Regions from separate parts of the Homo sapiens genome. Here region 2 is linked to region 1. Evidence: read pairs that join two places in POLR2A ChIA-PET (ENCODE). Cell type or tissue: MCF 10A. All regions are shown on one strand. Each heading gives the region's core, and the rest is flanking DNA. Links, peaks and the distances in the headings are about the cores only.

Evidence for each region. Peaks named below come from ENCODE experiments on the same cell type or tissue, not always from the same donor. Only the 100,000 strongest peaks of a DNase experiment are listed, where the experiment ranks them.
Region 2: POLR2A ChIA-PET joins it to region 1 with 5 read pairs; 3 of 35 experiments call an interaction of 5 or more read pairs at or near these places.

Annotation. Positions count from the first base shown.
Region 1 is chr12:113,037,723-113,044,332 of GRCh38, forward strand. No RefSeq gene overlaps it. Among named protein-coding and RNA genes, the nearest start is that of DTX1, 16 kb to the right of the region's middle. In MCF 10A, for the core only: no CTCF peak of the experiment used is centred there; a DNase peak (open chromatin) is centred at 3,199.
Region 2 is chr12:112,913,736-112,920,345 of GRCh38, forward strand. OAS1 (2'-5'-oligoadenylate synthetase 1) reads left to right here. Exons shown (of 6, transcript NM_016816.4): 4 at 2,774-3,003; 5 at 3,812-3,965; 6 at 5,654-6,168. The coding sequence ends at 5,818. Among named protein-coding and RNA genes, the nearest start is that of OAS1, 10 kb to the left of the region's middle. In MCF 10A, for the core only: no CTCF peak of the experiment used is centred there; a DNase peak (open chromatin) is centred at 2,716.

The DNA.
Region 1 (6,610 bases), core at 615-5,614:
CCCATGCTCACACCCTGGAATCCTCACTGTATAAGATTTGGGACCTCAACTCCGCTGGACGCTGGGGAGCCTCACTGTCTTCTACCTGCCTCCTCCTGCAGGCAACTAAAGGCTCACAGTCCTCCTGCAGTAAACAGTTCAGAAAGGCCCAGAGCCAAGGCAGAAACTTCATTAGCAAACCACATTTCAGGGGCACTATCGGGCCCTGCTGTTTCAAAGCTGCTCTGAGTCCCAATGTCCCTACTGATGGGCAATGCATGCCCCACTGTCCAGCTTGATTTAGAAGACTGAGATGGCCTCCTCCAGGAAGCCAGCAATGCTGCTCACTGCAGGCTGAGTGAAGAGGGATGGCCAGGGAAAAGAAGGAACCTGCTGCGGGCCCTGATCTGGCCCAGGCGAAGGTGACAAGAGCAGCTGCTATTTACCGAGCACTCACTTCCCTTGTGACAAGACCTGAGATAAGGGCCTCATAGCCCTGAATGCCTCCAAACTGCCCTCTAAGTTGAAGACCATTATTCACATTTTACAAATAGGGAAACTGAGGCCCAGGGAAGTTAAGTCCCTTGCCCAAAGAGCCTGCACAAACAAGCAGCCTGGCAGAATTCTACTCTGGGCCCCCTCAATCTCCAAATTCTCAGCTTTTAATTCTTTAACTCTATGGACTCCCAAAAACCTGGTTTTGGGTAGGACACCCTCTAGCTAAGATGTCACTTCGCACAGAGATAAGGTTATAATGGCCATGGGTAATCAAAAACAAAAATATTGACCAGGCACAGTGGCTCATGCCTGTAATCCCAGTACTTTAGGAGGCGGAGGCAAGCAGATCACTTGAGGCCAGGAGTTTGAGACCAACCTAGCCAACATGATGAAACCGTGTCACTACTAAAAATATAAAAATTAGCTGGGGGTGGTGGGGCACATTTGTAATCCCAGCTACTCAGGAGACTGAGGCAAGAGAATCACTTGAACCTGGGAGGTGGAGGTTGCAGTGAACCGAGATCGCACCACTGCACTCCAGCCTGGGTGACAGAGTGATTCTGTCTCAAAAAAAAGAAGGGAAAGAAAGAAAGAAAGAAAGAAAGAAAGAAAGAAAGAAAGAAAGAAAGAAAGAAAGAGAGAGAGAGAGAGAGAGAGAGAAAGAAAGAAAGAAAGAAAGAAAGAAAGAAAGAAAGAAAGAAAGAAAGAGAAAGAAAGAGAGAGAGAGAAAGAGAGAGAAAGAAAGAAAGAAAGAAAGAGAAAGAAAGAAAGAAGGGAGGGAGGGAGGGAGGAAAGAAAGAAAGAAAGAAAGAAAGAAAGAAAGAAAGAAAGAAAGGAGAAAGAAAGAAAGAGCTGTTCTCCCTTGAATGATAAGAAGCCCCCAAAGTCTTCCCACTGAGCCCTGAAGCCGGGGTGCAGCCCCCCCACCCAGGCTGGGTGCCTCCCATTGCAGTCATGCTGATTTAAGACCCAGAGAAAGACCCTCACCAACGGGGGTTACTTTCAGGACTGCCATAACAAAATACATAGACTGGGTGGCTTAGAAACTACAGAAATGTGGTGCTCATAGTTCCAGAGACTGGCAAATACAAGATCAAGGCGTCTGCAGATTTGGTGTCTGATGAAGGCCTTCTTCCTGGTTCATAGGTAGCTGCCTGGTTCATAGGTAGCTGCCTTCTCTCTGTGTCTTCATATGGCTGAAGGGGTAAGGAAGCTTTCCAGGGATCCTTTTATAAGGGCACTAATCCCATTCATGAAGTCCCCACCTGCATGACTTAATCACCTTCTCACATCACCTCCTCACACCATCACACTGTGGGTTAGGAGTTCAATGTATGAATTTAGGGGTTGAGGAGACATAGACATTCAGTCCACTGCACCAGTGCTGCCCAAAGCCTGGCAGATCTCAGCAAGACTCCTCAGCTGCAGGTTGTTAGGGGCACCCCTCTTGAGCTACAATTAATTCAGGCTGTGTTAAAATAACCTGGGCTAGGTGGCTCACCCCTGTAATCCCAGCACTTTGGGAGGCTGAGGCTGGTGGATCACCTGAGGTCAGGAGTTCAAGACCAGCCTGGCCAATATGGCGAAACCCCATCTCTACTAAAAATACAAAAATTAGCCGAGTGTGATGGTGCACGCCTTTAATCCCAGCTACTTGGGAGGCTGAGGCAGGAGAATGGCTTGGACTCAGGAGGCAGAGACTGCAGTGAGCTGAGATTGCGCCACTGCACTCTGGCCTGGGCAACAGAGTGGGACTCCATCTCAAAAAATAAAATAAAATGAAGATCCCAGTCTAATTACTGTAATACTTCAAAGCAGTGATGAGTAAAAGCAATATATTTTGAGACAGCACCAACAAGTGAAATGTAATAGGAAACTATAGGATTCTATTCATGACACAGTCAGACGCTACTCACACCATTGTGGTTTGTTGCCTATGTTCATAGTAGAAGGAAATGCTGTCTTTCAATTCACAGTTAATGAGAATAAAGATATCACTTTCCCCATCCAAGTTCAAAGGAGTCTGTGATCCCCAGGCTGAGAACCCCAGCCAAGAGATTCTTCGCTATCTTCTAGGCTAGGGTTTTGGGATCTGAATGTGTCAGGGTAATGTCTCCTGGGTCCGCCAAATCCTCAATGAATCACCCAGTTCTACCCCCATCCTTCTTTCTCAAGGGTCATCTCCCATCTCAAGATAATCCAGATACAGCCCTTCTACTCTCTGCATCTATGAATTTGACTCTTAGATTTCGCTTACTAGTGAGATCCTGCAGTGTTTTTCTTTTTGTGTTTGGCTTATTTCACTTAGCATAATGTCCTCCAAGTTCATCAAGGTTGTTGTAAATGGCAGAGTTTCCCTTTTTGGAAGGCTGAATAATCTTTGTGTATATACCACGGTTTCGTTATCCATCGTCTGCCATGAACACCTGGGTTGTTTCCGTATCTTGGTTATTGTGAATAATGATGGAATGAGCATTGGAGTGCAGCTGTCTCTAGATATCCAGATTTAGTTTCTCACCCTGAATGTTGAAACCTTAATCTCCTGCAGGGTTTATCCCAGGACCACACCCAGGATTGTCCTAGGCAAGTTCCTGTTCAAGCTTCGAGTTAGTCATCACTTCCTCCCTGAGGCCTCCCTGACTCCATGGTTTGCATTAGTGATTCCTCTGTCCCAGGCTCCACCTCCCCAACCCAGCACTGACCACCTCATCCCTGCCTCCACTGACCTAGTTCCTGGGCTGGAACTGGAGTGAGACTGACATGTGACTTTGGGAGTTAAGGCAATGGAGAGCTGGTGTTGTGAAATGGAGCAGCCCCACCGCTCTCTTGCCCTGCCACAGTGACCCCGAGGCCACGTGCTCTCTCTGGGGAAGGGCTGCCCTCCTCCTTAGAAGAGCGAGAAGCAAGCCTTGATTGTGTTTCGCCACTGCAAGTCCAGGGTTTGTCTGTTGTGGCAGCTGGCATTAAACGCCCTGGCACACTCAGACCTCAAAGCCCAAGCCTAGAAGACAGTGAAGCAACCTGGTAGATGGTAAATGATGAAATATTCTGCTTTTAATAATTTTTTTTGAGACAGAGTCTGGCTCTGTCACCCGGCTAGAGTGTAGTGGTGAGATCTCGGCTCACTGCAACCTCCACCCCCCCCGGGCTCAAGCAATTCTCATGCCTCAGCCTCCCAAGTAGCTGGGACTACAGACGTGCACCACCACACCTGGCTAATTTTTTTATTTTTAGTAAAGACTGGGTTTCACCATGTTGCTCAGGCTGGTCTCGAACTCCTGACCTCAAGTGATCCACCCACCTTGGCCTCCCAAAGTGCTGGGATTACAGGAGTAAGCCACAGCACGCGGCCAATAATGTTTTTGTTTAATTTTTTTTAAGCTAGCTAACATTAACTGAGGTCATTCTGAATTAGGTATTGTTCTAAGAACGCAACAGTCATGAAGTCATTTAATCCTCACACCCTATACCTATGGGACTGGTACCTATTATCTCACTCTCATTTACAGATGAGAAAACAGAGGCACAGAGAGGTGCAGTAACTTATCCAAGGTCACACAGCCACAAAGCATTGAAGCCAGGATTTCAACCCAGACAGTCAGACTCTGGGGCCCACATGCTCACTTCTTAACTAAGAATGGCGGCTGGGCACAATGGCTCATGCCTGTAATCCCAGAAGTTTGGGAGGCTGAGGTGGGCGGATCGCGAGGTCAGGAGATCGAGACCATCATGGCCAACATGGTGAAACCCCGTCTCTACTAAAAATACAAAAATTAGCTGGGTGTGGTGGTGTATGCCTGTAATCCCAGCTATTCTGGAGGCTGAGGTGGGAGAATCGCTTGAATCCGGGAGGCAGAGGTTGCAGTGAGCTGAGATCACGCCACTACACTTCAGCCTGGGTGACATAGCAAGACTGTCTCAAAAAAAAAAAAAAAAAAAAAAGGGCAAGTGCAGGATTCACTAAAATGCTGCCACTGAGGCATGCAACCTCAGACAGAGTTGGTCAATGACTGCAGCCCTGGTGAAGCGGGTGGGGGATTTGGGAGCAAAGGAGCAATGAAGAGGCTCAGAAGGTCTCAGCCAGTCCTCAGCCAGGTAGCCGTGATAGGCTGAATAAGGGCCCCCAAAGATGCGCACATCCTCATCCCCACACCTACACATACGGCAAAGGGGCCTTGCAGATGTGACTAAGGGTCTTGAGATGAGAGATGATCCTGGATGATCCAAGTAAGCCCAGTGTCATCACAAGGGTCTTTATAAGAGGGAGGGTCCTTCTAAGAGGAAGCAGAAGATCAGAGTGAAGAAAAAAGTGACAGCGGAAGCAGGGAAAGGGACTGGAGGGTGCTGCTGGCTGTGAAGATGAAGGTGGGGCCCTGCGCCAAGGAATAAGGGAACTGGAGCAGCCTCTAGGAGCTGGAAGAAGGCAAGGAAAAGGATTCCCCCCGAACCCTCCAGAATGAACCCAGCACCTTGACTTTAGGGCTTCTGGCCTCCGGAAATGTGGGGTAACACACCTGTGCTGTTCTAAGCTGCAAGGTTTGGTCATGTGTTCCATCGGCAAGACGAGACTCATGTGGTGACCTTGGGCAAGGCCTTTTGACTTTCTCACCTCCATTGCCTGGCTATAAAATGAGGAGAGTTGGCCATGCGCGGTGGCTCAAACCTGTAATCCCAGCACTTTGGGAGGCCATGGCGGGTGGATCACTTAAGACCAGGAGTTCAAAACCAGCCTGGCCAACATGGTGAAACCCCATCTCTACTAAAAATACAAAATTAGCCAGGCGTGGTGGCATGTGCCTGTAACGCCAGTTACTCAGGAGGCTGAAGCAGGAGAATCGCTTGAACTCAGGAGGCAGAGATTGCAGTGAGCCAAAACTGCGCCACTGCACTCCAGCCTGGGTGACAGAGCAAGACTCTATCTCAAAAAAAAAAAGAAAAAAGAAGAAAAAAATGAGGAGAGTGGTCCCTGCCTCCCTTGCCTGTGGGGAGACTTAAACAAGTTAATAAATATGTAAAGGTTTGGAAAGTGTGCTATAAAAGAGAATTGAATTTTTAAGTCCATTTCCGCATATCCTTGACCTCTTTCTGGGTGTTAGCTTTGGGACGAAGAGCCCTCCCTGCTTCCTCTCTTCCCCCACCCGCGCCATGCTGGGAAATCTACTGGTGTGTCCTCTGTGGTGTCCCCCTGCAGACTTAGCTTCTAGGTGGACGACAGATGGCTGGCCAGGTGTCAGCCACTTGGCTGGAGGCCAGGCTGGGAGGCCGTGAGACAGGATCAGATTGTCACAACCCAGAGGACAGCAGCTGGTGACGGCCACTTCCTCCACTGCCACTGGGTCACCCCACCTACCTAATAAGGTGAAGTCCCCCAGATAGCCTGTTCATCTTCAAGGGCGCTGGGCAAACCAACCATTAGCCTGACACTAAGAAGACCCAAGTCAACCCTCCACGAGTGCCTTCCTCTATGGGACCTTCATCTCTACTAAGGTTCAGGCGTCCATTTGCTCCCTCCCCAAATATTTAAACAGCATTAATTATGCACCAACACTGTTGGTTGCCTACCTAGCAGTCATTCCTCCTTTTTACCTTGCCCCCCAAATTCCACCCAGTCCCAGGGGATGTCTTGCTTGGTCTAAGCCAATCCTGGCATCCTGTGCCTCCTTGCCAGTGCACGGTCAGGAGGGACATGTGACCCAGTCTGGCCAATTAAACATAAAGAGAATTCTGCTAAGAGATTCTAGGAAGACTGTCTTTCTATTAAGAGAGAGATGCAGCCAGGCTTATACCTGTAATCCCAACGCTTTGGGAGGTCAAGGCAGGAGGATTGCTTGAGGCCAGAAGTTCCAGACCAGCCTGAGCAATATAGCCACACCCCATCTCTACAAACAAACAAAAAAATTAATTAGCTGGATGTGACGGTGCATGCCTGTAGGTCCCAGCTACTTGGGAGGCTGAGACAGGAGGATCGCTTGAACCTAGGAACTGGAGGCTGCAGTGAGCTATAATGATGCCACTGTACTCCAGCATGGACAACAGAATGAGGCCCTGTCTCTAAAGAGAAAGAGAGAGAGAGAGAGAGAGAGAGAGATGGGTCAGGAAACGAAAAGACCTTTTCAATCTTCCTTCTTCCCTT
Region 2 (6,610 bases), core at 219-5,218, 120 kb before region 1:
AAGTTCTTATTTTATCCTGTGAATATGATATTCCTAGTTATTTTATTTTTAATTTTTATTATTTGTTAATCTTATGTTTTATTTACACTTCTTTTCTGTGACATGAGCACACACAGATTCATGTGTATACATATATGGCTCTGATACCTCTCCTTTCCTGTCCTCATTCAAACCACTGATCACAGAGAGAGGACTATTTTTTTTTATTTTTAATTTTTCTATTTCAATAGGTTTTTGGGGGAACAGGTGGTGTTTGGTTACATGAATAAGTTCTTTAGTGGTGATTTTGGTGCACCCATCACCCAAACAGTGTACATTGTACCCAATGTGTAATCTTTTAACCCTTGCCACACCCCACCCTTTCCCCGCAGTCCGCAAAGTCCCATGTATCATTCTTATGCCTTTGCTTCCTCATAGCTTAGCTCCCACATATGAGTGAGAACATACAATGTTTGGTTTTCCATTCCTGAGTTATTTAATTAAAATAATAGTATCCAATTCCATCCAGGTTGCTGTGAATGCCATTATTTTGTTCCTTTTTATGGTTGAGTAGTATTCCATGGTGTGTTTGTGTGTGTATAACATTTTTCTTTATCCACTCATTGATTGATGGGCATTTGGGCTGGTTCCATATTTTTGCAATTGCAAATTGTGCTGTTATAAACATGTGTGTGCAAGTATCTTTTTTGTATAATGACTTCTTTTCCTCTGGGTAGATACCTAGTAGTGGGATTGCTGGATCAAATGGTAGATCTACTTTTAGTTCTATAAGGAATCTCCACACTGTTTTCCATAGTGGTTGTATGAGTTTACATTCCCACCAATGGTGTAAAAGTGTTCCCTTTTCACCACATCCACACCAACATCTATTATTGTTTGATTTTTTATTATGACCATTCTTGCAGGAGTGAGGTGGTATCACATTGTGGTTTTGATTTGCATTTCCCTGATAATTAGGGATGTTGAGCATTTTTCCATATGCTTGTTGGTATTTGTTTTTTTTTTTTTTTTTTCATTATTATACTTTAAGTTTTAGGGTACATGTGCACAATGTGCAGGTTAGTTACATATGTATACATGTGCCATGCTGGTGTGCTGCACCCATTAACCCGTCATTTAGCATTAGGTATATCTCCTAATGCTATCCCTCCCCAATTCCCCCCACCCCGCTTGTTGGTATTTGTATATCTTCATTTGAGAATTCTCTGTTCATGTCCTTAGCCCACTTTTTGATGAGATTTTTTTTTTCTTGCTGATTCGTTTGAGTTCTTTGTAGATTCTGGATATTAGTTGGATGTATAGATTGTGAAGATTTTCTCCCATTCTGTGGGTTGTCTGTTAACTCTGCTAATTATTTCTTTTGCTTTGCAGAAGCTTTTTAGTTTAATTAAGTCCCATCTATTTATCTTTGTTTTTGTTGCATTTGCTTTTGGGTTCTTGGTCATGAAGTCTTTGCCTAAGCCAATGTGTAGGAGGGTTTTTCCAATATTATCTTCTAGAATCTTTATGGTTTCAGGTCTTAGATTTAAGTATTTGATCGATTTTGAGTTGAATTTTGTATAAGGGGAGAGAGAAGGATTCAGTTTCATTCTTCTACATGCAACTTGCCAATTATCCTAGGACCATTTGTTGAATAGGGTGTCCTTTCCCCATTTTATGTTTTTGTTTGGTTTGTCAAAGATCAGTTGGCTGTAAGTGTTTGGCTTTATTTCTGGGTTATCTATTCTGTTCCATTTGTCTACGTGACTATTTTTATACCAGTACCATGTTGTTTTGGTGACTATGGCCTTACAGTATAGTTTGAAGTCTGATAATGTAATGCCTCCAGATTTGTTCTTTTTACTTAGTCTTGCTTTGGCTATGTGAGCTCTTTTTTGGTGCCATATGAATTTTAGGATTGTTTTTTCTAGTTCTGTGAAGAATGATGGTGGTATTTTGATGGGAATTGCATTGAATTTGTAGATTGTTTTTGGGAGTATGGTCATTTTCACAATATTGATTCTACCCATTCATGAGCATGGGATGTGTTTCCATTTGTTTGTGTCATCTATGATTTTCTTTCAGCAATGTTTTGTAGTTTTCCTTGTAGAGTTCCTAGTTATTTTAAAGTCTGTGTTCGGTCTTTCAGCATTTAAAGTTTGTAGGTTTATTACTATTTCTCTTCTTTCTGTTGGTCATAACTCTTAGTGTTTTGTTTCCTTGTGTGCCTGGTTACATATGTGCTGGTCATTGTATTTGAAAATTATGTGTGAAATAATTTGAGGTTTTGGATTATGTATATTCCTCCAGAAAGAATTTCATTTGCTTCTGTGCATTTCTTAGGAACATTACAAGTCCTTCTTCTCAGTTAATTTTCGTAGTATCTTTATCAGATAGGTGCTATTACAACCACTCACTTAGCAGATGAAAATCATGAGGCTCTGAGAGTCTAAGTCATCTACTTAGAATTGGACAATGGTGAAGCCAGGATTCAAACCCACATCAATAAGAATCCAGCGCTCTTAACAAGGGGCCAGTACACTTTTTTAAAAAATAAAAGGCTAGATAGTAAATATTTTAGACTTTGTGGACTGCACAGCCTCTGTTGCAACTACTCAACCCTGCCTTTGTAGCATGAATGCAGTCATAAACTATACATAAATGAATGAGCCTGGATTCGTTCCAAGGAAACTTTATAAAAACAGGTGGCAGGCTGGATTTGGCCCATGAGAAGTGTAGTTTACACAAAAGTTGAGCAAACCAATTTTTTTCTGATTGTTTTTCCTCTTCTCAGTGTAAGAAGAAGCTTGGGAAGCTGCCACCTCAGTATGCCCTGGAGCTCCTGACGGTCTATGCTTGGGAGCGAGGGAGCATGAAAACACATTTCAACACAGCCCAGGGATTTCGGACGGTCTTGGAATTAGTCATAAACTACCAGCAACTCTGCATCTACTGGACAAAGTATTATGACTTTAAAAACCCCATTATTGAAAAGTACCTGAGAAGGCAGCTCACGAAACCCAGGTATGCTATCCCCACATGGCTTAGCTCCCCTATGTAAATGAACACCTGGATACAGGTACAGTGCCTTGGAAATGGAGGAGGTGGGAGGGCTCCCCACTTAGTGAGAATCTCCTGTTGCCCATCATTGTACTGGGCATTTTACTACTGCCATCTGTTTTAAACACCTACCTCCAACCCTGTGAGGCAGGCACTATGCCAATTATTTTACAGGTGAGTAAACTGAGGTTCTGAGAGGTAAGGAGCTTGTCCAACCCTTAACAGAAAATGAGTAAAATAGCTGCAGTTTGAACTGAAATAAGAACAGCAGCAACAACAATGATAGTAATTGCTCCCAGGTATTGAAAGCTTGTTGTAAGACTAACACATGCTAATATAATAGTAAAAATTATTAGCAATATTACTGATATGTATGTTATGTTCTAGTCGCTGTGCTGAGCATTTCATATAACTGGGCTTTTTCTATCCTCACAGCATAGCCTTTGAGATAGGTATGTGGAACTATTCCCATTTTACAGATAAGAATCCTGAGGCTTAGAGAGTTCAAGTGACCTACCCAAGGGCACATCACTGATAAAGGGCAGAGGTGGGATTCAAACCCACATCTGTCAGGTGCAAGTGCAAGGCTCCTTCTCCTCATGCTCACTGCCTGCTGGGGAATAGGGCACTGGGGACATACCCCAGGGAGCCCTTCCTCATGTTCTGAGTCCCAGTTCATCCCATGCTGCTATTTTGCTCTCCCAGGAGCATCTGGACTCCCTAGACAGAGCCCCAGCTTCTCACCTGTCCCTCTCTAAATGCTGCTCTGCAGGCCTGTGATCCTGGACCCGGCGGACCCTACAGGAAACTTGGGTGGTGGAGACCCAAAGGGTTGGAGGCAGCTGGCACAAGAGGCTGAGGCCTGGCTGAATTACCCATGCTTTAAGAATTGGGATGGGTCCCCAGTGAGCTCCTGGATTCTGCTGGTGAGACCTCCTGCTTCCTCCCTGCCATTCATCCCTGCCCCTCTCCATGAAGCTTGAGACATATAGCTGGAGACCATTCTTTCCAAAGAACTTACCTCTTGCCAAAGGCCATTTATATTCATATAGTGACAGGCTGTGCTCCATATTTTACAGTCATTTTGGTCACAATCGAGGGTTTCTGGAATTTTCACATCCCTTGTCCAGAATTCATTCCCCTAAGAGTAATAATAAATAATCTCTAACACCATTTATTGACTGTCTGCTTCGGGCTCAGGTTCTGTCCTAAGCCCTTTAATATGCACTCTCTCATTAAATAGTCACAACAATCCCATGAGGCATTTTTAAAAATTTTTTATTATTTTAGATTCAGAGGGCACATGTGCCATTTGTTACACAGCTATATTGTGTAATGGTGGGGTTTGGGCCTCTATTGATCCTGTCGCCCAAATAGTGAACAGAGTACCCAAAAAGAATTTTTTCAACCTTTGCCTTTCTCCCTTCCTCCTCCCTGTTGGAGTCCCTAGTGTCTATTGTTCCCATCTTTAGCAGATGTTAAGTATTTGATTTTCTGTTTCTGGGTTAATTCACTTCGGATAATGGCCTCCAGCTGCAACCATGATTTCATTCTTTCTTATGGCTGCATAATACTCCATGGTGTAGATATACCACACTTTCTTTATCCAGTTCACACTGATGGGCACTTAAGTTGATTCCATGACTTTGCTATTGTGAATCGTACTGCGATAAACATACGAGTGCCGGTGTCTTTTGATAGAATGATTTCTTTACCTTTGGGTAGATACCGAGTAGTGGGATTGCTGGGTTGAATGGACATTCTACTTTTAGTTATTTGAAAAGTCCCATGAGGCATGTTTTCTATCATTCCCATCTTACAGATGAGACAAAGGCTCAGAGAGGTGAGGTCACTTGCTCAAGGACATCAGCTAACAAGTGGTGGAAATGGAATTCAAGCTCAGTGGACTCTAAAGCCAGTGCTCATGTCACTGTGCTAAACAGCCTGCCTTGTCACATCCCCACCTCTCATCTGACCAATGGGAGACTCTGAGCAGCTGAGTGACTTGGGTTGTCACACAGCTAAACAGGGGCAAAGGACCCAGTCTTGGATCTTTCCACCTCCAAGCAGGAATCTGTCTGATTCCAGGGGATTGATGATGTTGCAGATGGCTAGGAAGCAGACTCCAGGATGGAATTTAGTATGCAGGATGTTCTGGGGGAGAGCCACTGGAACCAGCACTCAGGGAAAGGGGGGAAGAAAGGATAGGAAGGAAGCATGAAAGAGAATAGGGAGAAGTGAACAGGGATGCAGAGCGAATGCCAGTTTCAGCCAACTCCAAGGACAGCCCTGGAGCTGGAATGGCCTTTAGAGCTGCCCCATGGTGACAGAGGTGGCCAGGCTTCTATACCCCTACGTGGATCACTCACTGTGCTTGGGCACCTTGGGAAAGGGCATGGCTTTGAGCAAAAGGCTCTCTGCAGCTGAGGCAACCCCTAAAAGGGCTGACGGCTGAAGTCTGTCTGCTGACCACTGTCCCAGCAGCTGGGGCTTGTTAGTCCTTCCTCAAAGGGGGATCCAGATGGCATGTCACAGTGTCTACCGTAAATGCTCACTGAATCCAGCTGCAATGCAGGAAGACTCCCTGATGTGATCATGTGTCTCACCCTTTCAGGCTGAAAGCAACAGTGCAGACGATGAGACCGACGATCCCAGGAGGTATCAGAAATATGGTTACATTGGAACACATGAGTACCCTCATTTCTCTCATAGACCCAGCACACTCCAGGCAGCATCCACCCCACAGGCAGAAGAGGACTGGACCTGCACCATCCTCTGAATGCCAGTGCATCTTGGGGGAAAGGGCTCCAGTGTTATCTGGACCAGTTCCTTCATTTTCAGGTGGGACTCTTGATCCAGAGAGGACAAAGCTCCTCAGTGAGCTGGTGTATAATCCAGGACAGAACCCAGGTCTCCTGACTCCTGGCCTTCTATGCCCTCTATCCTATCATAGATAACATTCTCCACAGCCTCACTTCATTCCACCTATTCTCTGAAAATATTCCCTGAGAGAGAACAGAGAGATTTAGATAAGAGAATGAAATTCCAGCCTTGACTTTCTTCTGTGCACCTGATGGGAGGGTAATGTCTAATGTATTATCAATAACAATAAAAATAAAGCAAATACCATTTATTGGGTGTTTATTAACTTCAAGGCACAGAGCCAAGAAGTACAGATGCATATCTAGGGGTATTGTGTGTGTATATACATTGATTCAACAAGAAATATTTATTGAGCACTTACTATGTGCCAAGCATAGCTCTGGGCACTGGGAATATAGCAATGCACAAAAGCAGACAGAAATCCCTGTCCTCATGACCCTGCAGAGCCAAGACTTCCAGAATTTTTTAAATAAAAAAATCCCTGTCCTCATGGAGTTGACATTTGTGCAAAACATCTTAATGTTAGATGGTTTTCCTATTACTAATAATTCTGAAATAAGCATCCTTGATTTATCCTTTCTCCATATCTCTGAGAAAAATTATAGAACCTCCCTGTGTGACACAGCAGCCACTAGCCACATGTATCAAATGCTTAAAATGTAGCTAGTCTAAATCTACATGTGCTGTG